Regions from separate parts of the Homo sapiens genome. Here region 2 is linked to region 1. A link is an interaction called in ENCODE POLR2A ChIA-PET data of the cell type or tissue named here. Cell type or tissue: OCI-LY7. All regions are shown on one strand.

Region 1 (8,000 bases):
GTAGGTTGTCCACTGAGGTCTCCTACCAGACACCACCACTGATGTATAGTTCACACACAGGCAATGTCAGCACTGATGCTCCCATAAAGCCCCCATGGTATCCAGTTGTGGACTATGAAAACGTCCATGCAGAGTGGAGGAGAGGAAGATGGATCTCCCCATCTCACGTTACACCCGGTTAGAGAACTCCCAAAGAAGTACAAAGGTCTCTTGCTGTTTTGGCATCCATTATGCCTGAACCCCACTATTTTAGTGCATTTTATTGAAACAGCTATTTCCACTTCTGGTTGGACACCATCTCTTTCTTATTTAAGAAGATGTGGATCTCAAGAATAGGGCTGGGGCAGGTTCTGTGTGATGTCACCACACTCTACTCATAGTCACTCCTTTTCTCTCATGGCCCACACTTTGTACTGGAGTCAGACTTTTCTGCCTGACCTTGTTTTCTTTATAAGTTATCTCCAAAAAGACTCCTCAGCCCGCTAAAAGTAATATCAGAATGGGCTGGAGCAGTCCCAGATGGATGCTGAGGCATGTTTGAACTTGAGATACAGACACAGTTTAGGCTCATTCTGATGCTTATGGAATAAAGCTGAAACCAAAACCCAGGATAAATTTTCTGTGCTCACCTTGGTAGAGAAGCGACATGAATACAAATTAAAATGCAGAGAGAGGTGCCAGAAATGGGGAGACCAGTTAGGAGGTGAAAATGCTATGCAGATAGGAGAGAATGTGTATCCAAACCACCATCACAATGTTAGTGATGCTCAATATTTGCAACTCATTTCATCGGTGTATTTTTTAAAAAATTTTTATAATATGGATCAAAGAAAGCTAGAGTCATACGGATGTTAGTAATCTAAATTTACATATGAAGAAATTGAATCTCAGAAATGAGACATGACCTAAGTGCAAAAATCTGATGGGATATAAAGCCCTGTTACAATCTAAGTAACAGTGATACGTACACCTGCAGGACAATTTCGATTATGAGAAGTGGAGATTTTGGTTTGGGATATTTTAGCTTAAGTTTTGATAAGAATTTCAAGAGGACTAAATGGGCATAGTAAAATGGCCAGAGCCTTATACTCAGTGAGAAGGCATAGAATACAGTCCTACCTGCAGAAGCAATGTTTATACCCCTATTTCCCGCATTGATATTGTATTGTTCATAATTTCACCCATTCATGTCTCTCCAAGTACATTAACACTTGGAAAGTCCAGGGACTGTATCTTTATCTTTTTAAAATATCACAGTGCCTAACATGGGGCTAGGTACAGAGGTCTTTAAATTGAGGGGGAAATAGACATCAGACAATTCCTTAGTCCCTGCAAATTTTCTCTAAATAAAACTGTCTGCAGCATGTAAAATATCATAAATAAAGGCTATGTGATTTATTGCTCTTGCCATGTTGCAAAGAAAACCTCTAATTATTAAAAAATATATATACAAAAAAAGAACGTGACCCTGCAGCAAAAATACAGAAATACTATGTTAACCTGAAAGTAGACTGTTAGAACTCTTTTAGCAAAGGAGAAGGGGAAACAACCCCAGGTCCCTCACACTGGTATCGGTGTGTGTTCAGCTTCAGGCTGAACTTACTGCACGTTTATTGACCTTTGAAGTTACATTCAACACCTAAGTAATTCCTGGCACAGCTGTCGATTGAGCTCCATTATCAGGGCTGCCAGTATATCCACATGAGTTACTGCATTTTTTCTTCAGCCTTCGAGACTCAATTATCCTGGAACCAGGAAGAGATACCTTAGCACAAGTGGAGGTGATATCCCAACAGCAACGATCAAAGTTAGAATTAGGGGATGGGCAGGGGCCAATAATAGAGACAAAGTTATAGATGGGTTATTCCTCTGCAGGATCCCTTTGCTATCGATCTACTGACTCTTCTTTCGGGTTGAAAGATACCCTAAATTTCATCCAAGTCAACTCTGCCTAAACCAAATACCTCCAATGATGAGGTGCTCACTCACCTGAGCTAGGTGTTTTGAGCCCCAGCCCCAGCCTTTTTGCTGCATCACACTCTGGGATCACCTATTACAGTGAAACAGGACATCACAGGCTCTGGCCAGTGATGAAGGACATACAAGGATGACTTTTGTGATGAGACGGCAAGAGCCTAATCTTATATCCATCACTGTTGATGCAGGGAGGATGTGGCAGGTGTTCTGGAGAAGGAAAGCAAAGTGCGTCTGCTCAGAGACTGTAACAGCAAAATCCAAGATGTGAGTAATTAATCTCTGTTGAGCTTGGAGAGTGGAGGAGAAACTGGGGCAAAGTAACCAGGCAATTCAGTTAGTCTGTTTCCCTTGAAAAAAATAACTCAACATTTTTTTTTTGGTTTGTTACAACAGAGCTTTCTTTATTAATGCTTTTTGTTTCATTGCCTCACAGTACAATTCACCAGGCATGAGGAACTCCTGAGCCCCCAGAAGGATGCGATTTCCTTATCCTTCTAGCTGTCTGTCATTTCAACTCAAAAAGTGAAAAATTGCTTTAAGAGCAATACAAGTTCTTGGAAAAAAAGGCTTTGTGTTGAAGTTTGCTGTCAAACTTGGATTTTTACGTAAAGGCCAGTTTTTCTACTTAGCGGACTCAGGGTCTATTTTTGCTGCTAGCTGTGTAATCATGAGCAAATTGCTAGTTTCCGTTGTATTTTTTTTTTGTAAGATGTGTTAAGTATCAATCTCTTGGATGTCGAATGACTATAAGAGCACATTGATGAGGTACTGCCAAATAGAAATAAAATGAAAGCCATGTATAGAAATTAAAATATTCTAGTAATAACATAAAAAAGTAAAAGGAAACTGGTAAAATTAATTTTAATATTATATTTTATTTCATCTAATATATCCAAAATATCATTTTAACATATAATCAATATGAAAATTATGAATGAGATATTTTATAGCTTGTTCACACTAGATCTTGGAAAGCCAGTTTGTATTTTTTACTTACCACCCAAATCAATTCAGACTAGCCACATTCAGTTGCTCAACAGACACACATGACTAGTAGCTATAGTATTAGACAGTACAGCGCTACATAATTATTAATTATGCTTTAAGAAAATATACATCAGGGCCCTGAAAAGAGACAAAAAGTCATCAATATCATATAGATATTTTAATAATTAAGAGAAAAGGAAATGTTCCTTTTTCCCCCAAGATGATAAATTCAACTGTGGAAGAATAATTTATGAGTTCACTTGAGAAGGATGGTACAGTAAGTTATTAGCAGCTATTAATTCTTCAGGGAATAGGCCTCTCAGAGCTCTTCCTGCAATTGGATTTTAAGGGACAGAAAGATAGAGGAACAGGGAAATAACATTAAAATCTTAGAGAGAAGTAAAGCCTGGAGGTGGAATAAGCAGGCAAAAAAGACAGGCCGAGGGACTCTGCGAAAACCTTGTCAACGTCCCAGTGTCAAGAGCCTCAGTTCCTAAATGGGTCTCCTGGTTTTCTTCTTTCTCTGATTTTTAAATAGTTATTCCATCGTGCCGTTAAAATGGTACAGGATGCACTAATTTAAGGTGTGTTTAACTTAGAACTGTTTTATAACAATGCAACAGGCTTGATGTGGGCTGCTTGTGTTTTTCAATGCGCAGAGGCCTACATGGCAGGCAGCTCCTGAAGACCCAGGCACCTTTGGTTGAAGATACACATTTATTCTTCGGGGAACATGGAAGAGGAAGTGAATAGCTTAGCACTGGACTCAGTCCCTGGGGCCATTACTTTTGCGGGTGACTGCCAGGCTTGAATTAAATGTATTTCCTTGCTCAGTCATCTAGGGCATATCCCTCGTGCCCTTCTCTGCACCTGGGGTTCTATTTCCAGCCTCTAAGCCTCTGTGTCCTTTGGATGCAAATTTACAGCTGCTTTTGGGGTGATGGCCCCACTTCTCTGGGTGTGGGTGAAAAATATCTGCCAAGAACTTGGGTTGGTGTCAAGCTATAAACACAAAAATGTTATCAGGGCCAGGTAGAAAAGTTCATTTATTTTCAAGGAAACTGAACCAACCAAGCAACATGCAAACAATAGTAGGTAGTAATTAGCAGTAATTAAAAAGTAATGATGATGTCTTTTTAGTATAGTCCTGATCTCACCAACGTGAAGTTTAACAGTGTTGTTGGAGTTCTAGATACAAAAGCAGAGCCTCAGTTCCTAAATGGGTCTCCTGGTTTTCTCCTTTCTCTGATTTTTAAATAGTTATTCCATTGTGCAAGTTAAAATGGTACAGGATGCACTAATTTAAGGTGGATTTAACTTAGAACTGTTTTATAGCAATGCAGCAAGGCTTGATGTGGGCTGCTTGTGTTTTTCAATATTTTGTTTCCTCTTGCCTTTTCTCTCTCCTTACTGGGGAAGAAGGTTTTGTGTGTGTATCTAGGGAGAAATAGAACAGTGATTCTCAACTGCAGTTGATTTTTCCCACTCTTTCCACAGACATTTGGCAATATCTAGAGACATTTGCGGTTGTCAGGAATCAAGTAAGGATGCTACTGGTATTTCCTGGATATAGCAATATTGAGAGAAGCTTTAAATGGTAAGGAGGAGCTAACTATTCAGAGGGGGATAGGAAGATTTTTCCAAGCAGACAGGCATCAAGAGCACAGGCAGGTGGATGCAGGTGGCAACAAGCTGTTTGGTGTAGCTGATGTATAAAATATGAAGCAAGGAAGAGCAGCTGAATCAAGTGCCACTCAATTCCTAAATCAGTCCTCTCCAATTTCATTTAAATCTGGTTCAATCCCATCTCATTTGTGTCTCATATGCCTCCTATTTGCCTAATCTTGCACTATAGCCTGTGGGGAAAATGGCACACATGTGAAAGGTGATTTCTGCTTTCAGGTACCCTGAGCACAAACAGAGAGTCAGGAAGCAAAGGGGCCAGGCCAGCTCTGTGACCAGACCTCAGACTACTCTCTACCATGCAGCAGCCTGCAGGCCCACTGACCATTGTCCAAGCTTAACCTCACCTGAGAAGTTTTGTCCCTGCATTCCATGACCTGGAAAACCCTTCCCCCAAAATTGTGCTTGCTAATTCCTTCTCAACCCAGAAGTCACCTCCTCAGCAAACCTTCCTTTAAATGTTTAATATAATTTGCCCTCACCCCACCCTCTGTTTACTGTGTTTTGCTGTCTTATTTTCTTTACAGCACTCATCACTATCTGAGATTACCTTTAGGAGTGTGTTTGTTGTTTGTTTATTGTCTGCACCCTACTACACTCTGAGCTCCAAGAAAACAAGGGTCTGGTCTCTCTAGTTGAGTGTCGTTTCATCAGTACGGAATGTTGTGCCTTGAACCTGCTGACTCTCAATAAATATATTTGAAAAGAGAAAGCATTTGCCTAGGAAATAATCAAACAGTAATTAATAACAATTTCCTGGCACAGTTGAATGGCCCCAGTTGGGCCATTCTGATCATAAGTGGGGCTCATATAAAGGCAGGGGAGAGCATTCTTAGAAAATTCCTGGGAGGAAACTAATAAGTTCAGCGTGTGTAGCAATTCTTCTTTATTTCTTCCCACCATGGAATCACTCCCTCTCCTTTTCCTTATCCCCTTTCTCCTCCTCTGGAAGGAGACAAAGAAAGCAGCCCTCAATTAGAAACGTTAACTCAGTCATCTGCTGGCAACTCTTCCCAGGCAGGGCAGGACAGCTGGGTTCTGAATTCAACCTGGATTTCTAGATTTCTGCTGTTTCGCTTTGCTTCAGGTGCATGCCTGAAGATTCAGGGTCTCTCTGCTTGCCAGGTTGGCATCTGGATGATGAACCACTCTTTCAGGCACACAGAGGGAAAATGTCTGACATAATATGGAAGTGGTGGCCAAGCTCAGGACAGATCATGGGAGGAAATGCATCTGTGCAAACTGCTGACTGACTTGCCCTCAGAGGAAGTGGAGAGTGTTGTGATAAAAGGGACCATGAATGGTCAGATGGAGTGGTATGTTGCTTACGTGCAGGGTATTTGTAGGAGTATGAGCCAAGAAGGTCTTTCTCACACAATTTTTCCCCAGCATAGGAATTTCCAAAAGTCATTTAAAGATAGTGTGTCCAAAGCATATTTTTTCCTCATGACCCACCAATACATTTAATCCCTTCCATCGCCAGTCTTCCTCATTTTCATAAGTGGCATTACCATCTACCTATTAGATGCCAGGACAAACCCTGGGAGGGCTCTTTGATGCCTCTTATTTCCAACATGGTCAATCCACCTCCCAAATGGATCTAGCATCAATCTTCTCCTCTCTATCTCCAACACCATCATCCTGGTCCAGGTCAACATCACCTGGAACCTGACAGTAACAGCCTATCAGGTTTTTGGCTTCCATTCACACTCCCTGTGTTCTTTACACAGAAGCTGAGATTACATTGGAAAGAAATAAATGACATTAGCCCACTCTGCCTACCTTTTTGTTCTATGGTCTCTGGTTGCACTTGGGAAGAGCAAACACATCAACAAACTACTTGCCTGATTTAGTTTGCTTCTACCTGAGGCTGTAACCTCACCTCACACCCCCTTGCTTCTGATTGTCTACTTGCTCTGGATCCTGAAGAAGTCAAGATTGTTCTCACCTCCGGGCTTTGCCTCTTGCTAATCCTTTGGGCTGGCGTGCTTTTTCCCTTGCTCTCTGCATGACTTGCTCCTTCTTATCATTCTGGTCTGTGCTTAAATGTGGCTCACTCAATGAAGTCTGCTTGGAGTTTTCTCCTCTTGGCACATAGTCTCTGTCCTCAGTTACTGTCTATCACATTACACTATTTATCTCAAAGCTATCGTGTAAAAGACTGGAAATGATACTAGTGAAAATGCTTAGTGCAGGCTGGCATTCAAAGGCAGAAGGGTCCCCAAGTTCATGGGTCTTTGTTCTCTCAGCCCTTGTGGATACCCCCTGCTTATTTCCCCCTTTAAAGGAAATCTCTCATGCTATTTTTTTCTCCTTTGTGAAATTGGCACAAGAGTGACTTTATAGTGTGAGATGCACTCTTTGGGCTATTTATGAGGCACCAGGCATTCTGAACTGAGGTGTGGGTTCTTTGTCAGGTGATGGGAAACTATAGCTGCCCAGAAGTTCCTTGCCCCATGGGAATTTTCAACAGTTTGGGAGCAGCCTCTGCCACTAAAGAGGGAGACACTACTCTTAGATAAATCCTTGCCAGGTTATTAGGAATGAGCCTCTGAGGTTATCTGTAGAAAAAAATTTGCTTATTTCTCCTAATACTTGATACTTGTTTATTTATACGCTAACCTGGTTTTTGTCAATCTCTCCTACTAGAATGAAAGCCCCTTTAGGGTAGTAACCCTGATCATTTTTTTTCACTGTTTTATATTTAGCTCATTTCCTGGACTGTAGTAGGTCCTCCTCAAGGAATATTTGTTAAATGAATTGAACTGAATGATGTAGTATCTGAAATGCCAACATAAGGGTACCTTGTAAATAGGACTAATATTAGTGAGATTTAAACATCAATATATTTACATTCCTGATCATCCCTTGTTTTGCATAGGTATCTACTTGGGTCAATCAGTAGCATCTCCTGGTCTAGAACTAGGGACATCTCTGCTCTATGTTGAGGCTTAAAGTCCATGACAAGTCAGTCATCCTCAAGTCCAAGATTAGTTAAAAGGGAAAAGGATTTTCTAAATTTAAAATTTTAAGAGCAATGCCTTGAGGTTTTAGTGATGATTTTTACTATAAAAATAGCATAGTTCGATACAGGATATAACATCAGAACAGAGTCTCCAAAACTGAAAACGGAACTAAATCTTCAGGCAGGGACTAAGGTATTATGATGTCTGATCCCTGAGAAGGATCTCAGCACCCCGCTCCCTTAGGCCTTACACTGTGCTGTTTTTAGGGATAATATTATAAAATCTCTGAGGAGAAACCCAGGAAGATGAGATTTTCCAATGTGGTGCTTCTTTCCTGCCACACTCTGCATGGTGCGGAAGTTGCATATTCATTTAAAAGGGAGGCGT
Region 2 (8,000 bases), 120 kb after region 1:
GAGAACAAATATAAATCCTAGGGAGAACCCTCATAATAACTCATGCTCATATGTTGTCTGACTGCAGTGTTTCTGTTAAGTTCACAACAGGTCTAATGGGTAAAACAGACTGTCAGCAGGTTGAAAGAACAGCATTTGAGATAGTTGATGGGCAGGAGAGAGCACTTTGGTAACTAACATCAGTTTGCCCCTCTTAACGTGGGTAAAGAATGAATCCACAGAGCTGTGATGCTGGTTTTCCTATAACTCATAATATTTGACAAAAACTGTCTGAACCCCACTTTAAGGATGTAAGGAGGATCAAGCAAAGTCTCCAGAAATGTAAAAATATTCTGTTGCTTGAAAGATAAAGACTAGACTGAAAAATTAGAGCAATTGGGCTGCTCTTTTATCAATTTATCCTGTAGCTTGGGAAACATTTTCTTCTGTACAACTAGTTCTTTCCTCAGCTCAGGAATATTTTGCTCTATTTTATCTTTGTTATTTATTAGTTCCGGCTTTTTCTTCTGGATCACATATCACTAAACATGTTGGCTCTTGGGTCTCTGTCCTTCAGTTTGCGATATGCTCTTTCATGGATTTTGACTCTCTTTCTTAGAGAGAGCTCTTCAATGGATCTTCCGTATCATCAAGCCTCTTTTGTGGAATCAGTTATGCTTTGTGCTGATAAAAATATTAATTTAATTATTTAATTGTCCTTTGATTTATGCTGCGATTCTTAACTTACTTATCTCCATTTTCTTTCCTTTTCATAATTTTCCATTTGCTTTAGTAACCCCAGATGCCTGAGGTTAGTAAGTTTTTGGGGAGACATAGCCATTGATCATCACGGCAAAGGAAATCACATCTTTTCTGTTGCTTTTTGAGATTGAAGAAGCCATCTAACTAGGGGTCATGAATAATCTGTGACTGTTAGTTTGTATCCTCCAAGAAGAAGCAGACCCCAATATGGGGTTACACATGAAATAAATGTATTAGAGAAAACATCTGTGAAGAAGAAATGGGAAGGTGCTGAAGAAGGTGGAGATAACCTTCAAGCCACATTCTTAATGCAGGTCTGATCCCATTGAAGGAGAGACAGAAGGAAGGAGGCTTGGGCAGGAAAAGTCTCAGACTGCAGCACGGTTCTAAGTAAGTGTCAGCCAGGCCAACTGGAATTCCACAAGCCAAGGTGGCTTGCCAGAGGAGTCCCATGTCTCCTCTGCACTGGTGTTCCTGAAGCTCTTAGGCATTGGCTGGGAAGAGCTCATGGGTGTGAATACAATAGTGAAGTCAGAAAGGCAGCTGCTGGGGCCGCCTGTCAGTTATGCTTCCACTTGGAAGAGCTGAGTGGCACATTTCCATGCCTGTCACAGAGACTTTGTTCAAGCTCCTTCTCTGTGCTGTGCCAGTGATGAGATTGCCACCTTTCCACTGGCTTTCTGCCTGGCATAGCTTTTAGCAAATCTTGGCAGCATCATTCCTTTCAAATGCTACTTATTCTCCCTAGCAAAGTGGAAGTCCAAGGAGGCTGTCTTGATGTCCTGGGGTTGCTTTTGTGTCTTTACCACCATAATACTGCACCTTTCATGATGCTGTCGGAGAAGGAAGGTTAGAGTAGTGGCTAAGAGTTTTTGATTTCAAGTAAAGAAGCCCTAGGTTCAAGCCCTAACTCTTCCATGTACAAGCTACTGTGACCTTGTTCAAGTGATGTCACCTGTCTAACCTTCATAATCTTTGTGGCCAAAATGGGTCATAAAACCTCTTAGAGTTGTAAGGATGAAGTGAATACATGTATTAGCACCTCATGAAGAATAAACATTCAATAAATATTACCTATTATTGTTTCCTAATGCTGCTGCTTTACTCAGGATGATAGATTCTAAACTGGTCTTTAGTTCTTTCTTTCCACATTTTTACTTGTACTTTATCTATTAGAAGTCCCAACCTCTAGAAGCAATTACCTAATGTCATTCATATTAAGCAACAAAACAGAGGACTCGGACCTGGGAATGTCGGATATGAAAGTCTGTAGTCTTAAAGGACATTCTCTTTACCTTTCCTGTGGTTTTGGTGTTTGAATAGTATTGAGTCATCTTTTTCTAGATTGCTGCAGTGCCTATACCACCTTCCCCACATCACCCCCCACCACCACCACTTTTATGCTCTGTCAGTCTAGATAATAAAGACCTGGAGTGTGGGGATTTGTATTTCTGACTTCATTTTATCTATGAATGTCCGAAGTCCTTTAGAAACAGAATATTTAAATCTCAAATGACCATTTCTGGGTTCCATACTCATGTGGAGGGAGAGGTTATTTTCTCAAGATCTATTCAAGAATTGGAACAATCGTATCCATTTTCTGATGTGAATTACATAATATGTTTCTATAGCTCTAGTTTGCTAGGACATCTAGGACTGGGCAGGCCTAATATGAATGATTTCCTAGATGACCAATTTCTTGAAGTGAGAGATCACGTACACTATTATTTCTCAACAAGGTGCTGCTGACATTTTGAACCATAGAATTCATTTTGTATCATTGCAGAATGTTGCCAGATAATTAATAAGCATCTTTAGCTCCTACCGACAAAAGCCAAGCAATGCTTTCCCTACCTTATTCCCCAAGGTACTATTTCCATACATTTCCTACCACCTCTGGGTAGGTGTGCTGTGGTTCTTGGTTAGTGCCACTGGATAGGTTAAGCAGTCCTTCAAGGAAGGGGAAGGTCTTGAGGGGTGTCCACAGTTTCTAAAAGAGATATTATTGATGGGAACAGAGCTAGATATTTGCCTGAGATATCAGAAAGATTTTGAAGGAGGTTGTGAGATGAAAAGGAATGGAAACAAATCTTATTGTCAGATATTACATGTCTGATTTATTGGTCAGACTTAGTGATGCATCCTTGCCAATAAAGTATTAGGTGACATCTGGGAAGAAGGGTGTTTTGTATTCTTTTATGTGATGGTCAGTGAGGTGTGGCCACAAGAGGAGACAATGGAGAGGTTCAGGAAAAAATGAAGGTTATTATACTCACAGGTCCTAGAAGACAAGGAGGCACAACGTGCCACACAGGGCCACACAGGAAAGACACCAGGGTGGTGAAAGGGCAGAAGACAGGAGTGAGAGGATGGTTTCAGCCATTGCATTTGTTGGGGTCAGCAGGAAAGGCAAGGTGGGGCAGGTTGAATAATTTAGGATTGGCTTGTTTGAATAACTGGCAGGCTTTGGGCTATAGGGGTGGCCCCTACTTGCCTGCTACTTGGCCCTGGGATGATTAAGGCAGAGGACTGTTACCTCTTGGGGTGGTGGGCCAGGTAGAGAAGGTATGGCTCTGGTGGTTATTTTGTTTATCAAAGGCATACTCCTGCTGGGTCCTTTACTATCTCTTAGAATTGGCTTAATCCGGGGAGAGGCAGTCTCTCCCCAGCTAAGAAGGTTTTTTAATGTGTTAAAACATCACATTGTATTTATGCATCAAAATATCACCCTGCGCCCCATAAATATATACAATTATTATGTACCAATTACAAATGATAATATGAGATGGGAAGGGAAGGAGAGAGGAAGAAAAGTTGGATAAAGGGTATAAAAACACAGTTTGATAGAAAGGAATAAGTTCTAGTATTCCATAGTATAGGAGGGAATTCATAGTTAACAATAATTTATTGTATATTTCAAAATAGCTAGAAGAGAAGAATTGCAATGTTCCCAATACAAAGGAAAGATAAATGTTGGCGGTGATGGATAGTCCTATTACCCTGCTTTGATCATTACACATTATATACAGGTATTAAAATATCACATGTGTTTTGTACAACTATTATATATCAATAGAATTTTTAAAATAAATTATAATAAAATTATAATATACAGTAAATTAAAAACATATTCACAATATAATGGGGAAAATTCCAGGGCAGATCTATTAGCAAAAATGTAATTGTATGTAATTTTAATAGAGTGTTACTATAATCTGAGGCCACCAAAATTTCTATAACCACATTCAGATTTTCTCTAGTTAAGATCTAAATAAGTTTCAGGTTATTGAATGGGTTTTCGAAGCCTAGACAGTATTTTTCCTCCCAGAGGACTAGTGCTTTGTCAGAAGGTTTTTAAATTCCCTGAACTTCAGGTGTTGTTTAAGAGAAAAGGGTCCATAATAAACATTTGAAGTTTAATTAGGAAATTCATGCATTTTAAATTCCCCCTTGTTCATGCTATTTGTCGGAGTACTTGTGTGAAGGAACTGTCCTTGGAGAAAGGGAAAGAAAAAATCTTTTATTAAAATTGAAAAACCTTCATGTTTATCATTCATATTTACTTGGAGACCAAGTATGAAAAGTTTTAATGTTGAAGAACTTTCCACCAAGTTTTTATGAGCAAGTAAAGCAGGGATATGAAATTGAGTTGTAACCTTAACTATGAAGTTGACTGTTGCAAACGCTATTATACTGGGATTCTGTTATATCAGTGGTTTTATTTGCACATTCTCTGCTGTATATTAAAAGCTACCTTTCTCATTGTGCTTATCTCTTAATGGTAAATACTTTCAGAATATCCTAGCTGTTAATAGCAAAAGTTTATCGAAAATCTTCCTCTCCCAGGGTGATGTGGTAAAATTAGTTTCATTATCATTAGTTTGCTCATTTAAAAAATGTTGGAACGCTTGATGGTGGTAGTAGTAGGTAGGTATCAGCTTCAAATCTTCCCTTAGCTGTGCTGCACAGAATTTCAATTGTATAGGCTTCTTATTTGAGAAATGTTTCACTTCCTGGCAAATTTAAATAGTCATTTAATGCTATTCTTATTGAAGAAGGCCACCTGGAAATCATGCTCATTTCATGGTTGAATGTCTGTATTGCTGCCACTGCTGCTGCTGTTTAGAGTGGAAGGGACTGATGCTATGAAGCTGTTTAAAAACCTAAGCTAAGGATCTGAGTGTGTTTGCTTATTTTTTTTCTTTCCTCCCTTCTCTTTGATTTTATTCAAATGTAGATGCTTTTGACTTTCTCAATATTGTAATTTTCATTGTAGTGTCAAAATCTTGGATGTAAACTAAATGATATAAACATGTAGGACATTTTTTTGTCTGAATATCAGCTACTGAGAAAGATTATGACATTTTTTCTGTGCTGTTTTCTCATTCCTTAGGGCAAAATATTTTCTAGTTAGGAATGAAGCTCTTTGAAGAAGGACAATGTTTTCTACAGGTTTGTTGAATTAAAACATTAGCCAATTAGAAAAAAAAAATCACCATTATTTAAAATAGTATAATTATAAGTGTATGTTACTTGAAAACTGACATCTATTTGAAATGCCAACATTTTGAGTGTATTGAAATGATAAAAATATTTAAATATATATTTATTAAAAAATAATGAGAACATATGCCAGTATTTTTTCCTCTGTGGTCTAATTATATATAAACATATTCAATAGGAAAAATAAAATTTGATACCTTTATTAATATTTCAGAAAAGAAAGACATCAATGTAATATTGTGAAGTTGTAGGGATTGCAATAACAAAATCTCATTATATGCTAAGAGTTGTGCTACATACATAGAGAGAACTAAAAAGTTGTAATCACATGCAGCGTTTTAACCAATTTAATGTAAATAAGAAAGAAGCAATGTTAGAGCCCTTTATTCTGAGCTATCTCTGAATCTCAACTTTAAGTCTTATTATCAGAACTGGGTAACAAGTGAACCCTTAATCTAATAAGAATGAGAACCCATGTGTTATTTAGAAGTGTTGTTTAATCTCCAAAGAATTAGGGATTTTCCAGCTATCTTTCTGTTATTGATTTCTAGTTTAATTCCACTGCGGTCTGAGAGTAGACGTTGTATGATTTCTATTCTTTTAAATTTTCCGGTGTTTTTTATGACCCAGAATGTGGTCTATGTTGGTGAATATCCCATGTGAATCTATGAATAATGTGTATTCTCCTATTGTTGCATAAAGTTGTCTGTAGATGTCCATCATGTCCAGTTGATGAATGGTGTTGTTGAATTTCACTGTCTTTATTAATTTTGTGTCTGTTGGATCTGTTCTTTTCTAATAGGAGTGTATTGAAGTCTCCAGCTATAATAGTGTATTTATATATTTATCTTCACAGATCTATTAGTTTTCTTTCACATATTTTAATACTCTGTTGTTAGGCACATACATGTTAAGAATTATTATATATTCTTGGAGAATTAACCCCTTTATAATTACGTAGTGCTCTTTTTTATCCCTGATAAATGTCCATGCTCTGAAGTCTGCTGTAACTAAAATTAATATTGCTACTCCTATTTTCTTTCAATTCATGTTTTTAGCTTGGTATAATTTTCTTCATCCATTAACATTTAATCTATGTGTGTTTTATATTTAAAATGGATTTATTTTAGACAATATATAGTTGGGTGTTCTTTTATCTTCTGACTCTTTATCTTTTTATTGTGTGTGTGTGTAAATATGTATGTATATATACACATACATATCTTTAATTTTTATTTCAATAGCTTTGAGGTAAAAGGGGTTTCTTGTTATATGGATGAATTACATAGTGGGAAATTCTGAGATTTCAGTGCACCCATCAGCCATAGTGTTCATTGTATATAATATGTATTTTTTTTTTTTTTTTTTTTTTTTTTTTTGAGGCAGAGTCTCGCTCTGTCGCCCAGGCCGGACTGCGGACTGCAGTGGCGCAATCTCGGCTCACTGCAAGCTCCGCCTCCCGGGTTCACGCCATTCTCCTGCCTCAGCCTCCCGAGTAGGTGGGACTACAGGCGCCCACCACCGCGCCCGGCTAATTTTTTGTATTTTTAGTAGAGACGGGGTTTCACCTTGTTAGCCAGGATGGTCTCGATCTCCTGACCTCATGATCCACCCGCCTCGGCCTCCCAAAGTGCTGGGATTACAGGCGTGAGCCACCGCGCCCGGCCAATATGTATTTTTTTATCTGTACTCTTCCTTTCACCCTCCCCCTTCCAAGTCTCTAAAGTTCATTATATCACTGTGTATGCCTTTGCATACTTATAGCTTAGCTCCCACTTATAAGTGAGAAAATAGAATTTTTGGTTTTCTACTCCTGCGTTACTTTACATAGAACAATGGCCTCCAGCTGCATCCACATACTGCAAAATACATTATTTGGTTCCTTTTATGCTGAGTGGTATTTCATGGTGTATATATATAACGTTTTGTTTATCCATTCATTAGACAATGGGCACTTAGATTGGTTCCACATCTTTGCAAATGTGAATTGTGCTGCTATAAGCATACATGTGCAAATTTCTTTTTAATATAATGATTTCCTTTTGGGAGAGTAGATACCCAGTAGTGGGATTGCTGGATCAAATGGTGAATCTACATTTAGATCTTCAAAGAATCTTCATACTGTTTTCCATAGAGGTTGTACTAATTTATATTCCCGCTAGCCACGTATGAGCTTTTCCCCCTCATCCACACCAACATCTATTGTTTTTTGACTTTTTAGTAATGGCCATACTTGAAGGAGTAAAGTGCCATCTCACTGTACTTTTAATTTGCATTTTCCTGATGATTAATGATGTTGATCATTTTTTCATATGATTGTTGACTATTTGTATAGCTTCTTTTGAGAGATGTCTGTTCATATTCTTTGCCTACTTTTTCATGGGATTATTTATTTTTTTCTTGCTGATTTGTCTGAGTTCCTTGTAGATTTTGGATATTAGACCTTTGTTGGATGTGTAGTTTGCAAATAGTTTCTCCCATTCTGTGGGATGTCTGTTTACTCTGCTGATTATTCTTTTTGCTGGGCAGAAGCTTTATAGTTGAGTTAGGTCCCATTTATTTAGTTTTGTTTTCATTGCATTTGCTTTTGGGGTCTAAGTCATGAAATATTTACATAGGCCAATGTCTAGAGGAGTTTTTTCAACTTTGTCTTGTAGAATTTTCCTGGTTTTGGGTCGTATATTAAAGTCTTTGATCCATCTTGAGTTGATTTTTTTATAAGGTGAGAGATAGGGATCCGATTTCATTCTCCTATG

The links. Peaks named below come from ENCODE experiments on the same cell type or tissue, not always from the same donor. Only the 100,000 strongest peaks of a DNase experiment are listed, where the experiment ranks them.
Region 2: POLR2A ChIA-PET joins it to region 1 with 6 read pairs; 1 of 35 experiments calls an interaction of 5 or more read pairs at or near these places.

The regions. Positions count from the first base shown.
Region 1 is chr2:79,007,476-79,015,475 of GRCh38, reverse strand. No RefSeq gene overlaps it. Among named protein-coding and RNA genes, the nearest start is that of REG3G, 14 kb to the left of the region's middle. In OCI-LY7, no CTCF peak of the experiment used is centred here; DNase peaks (open chromatin) are centred at 2,195, 3,815 and 5,895; H3K4me3 peaks cover 1,923 bases; H3K27ac peaks cover 3,328 bases.
Region 2 is chr2:78,884,438-78,892,437 of GRCh38, reverse strand. No RefSeq gene overlaps it. Among named protein-coding and RNA genes, the nearest start is that of REG3G, 140 kb to the left of the region's middle. In OCI-LY7, no CTCF peak of the experiment used is centred here; a DNase peak (open chromatin) is centred at 4,797; H3K4me3 peaks cover 1,981 bases; H3K27ac peaks cover 2,158 bases.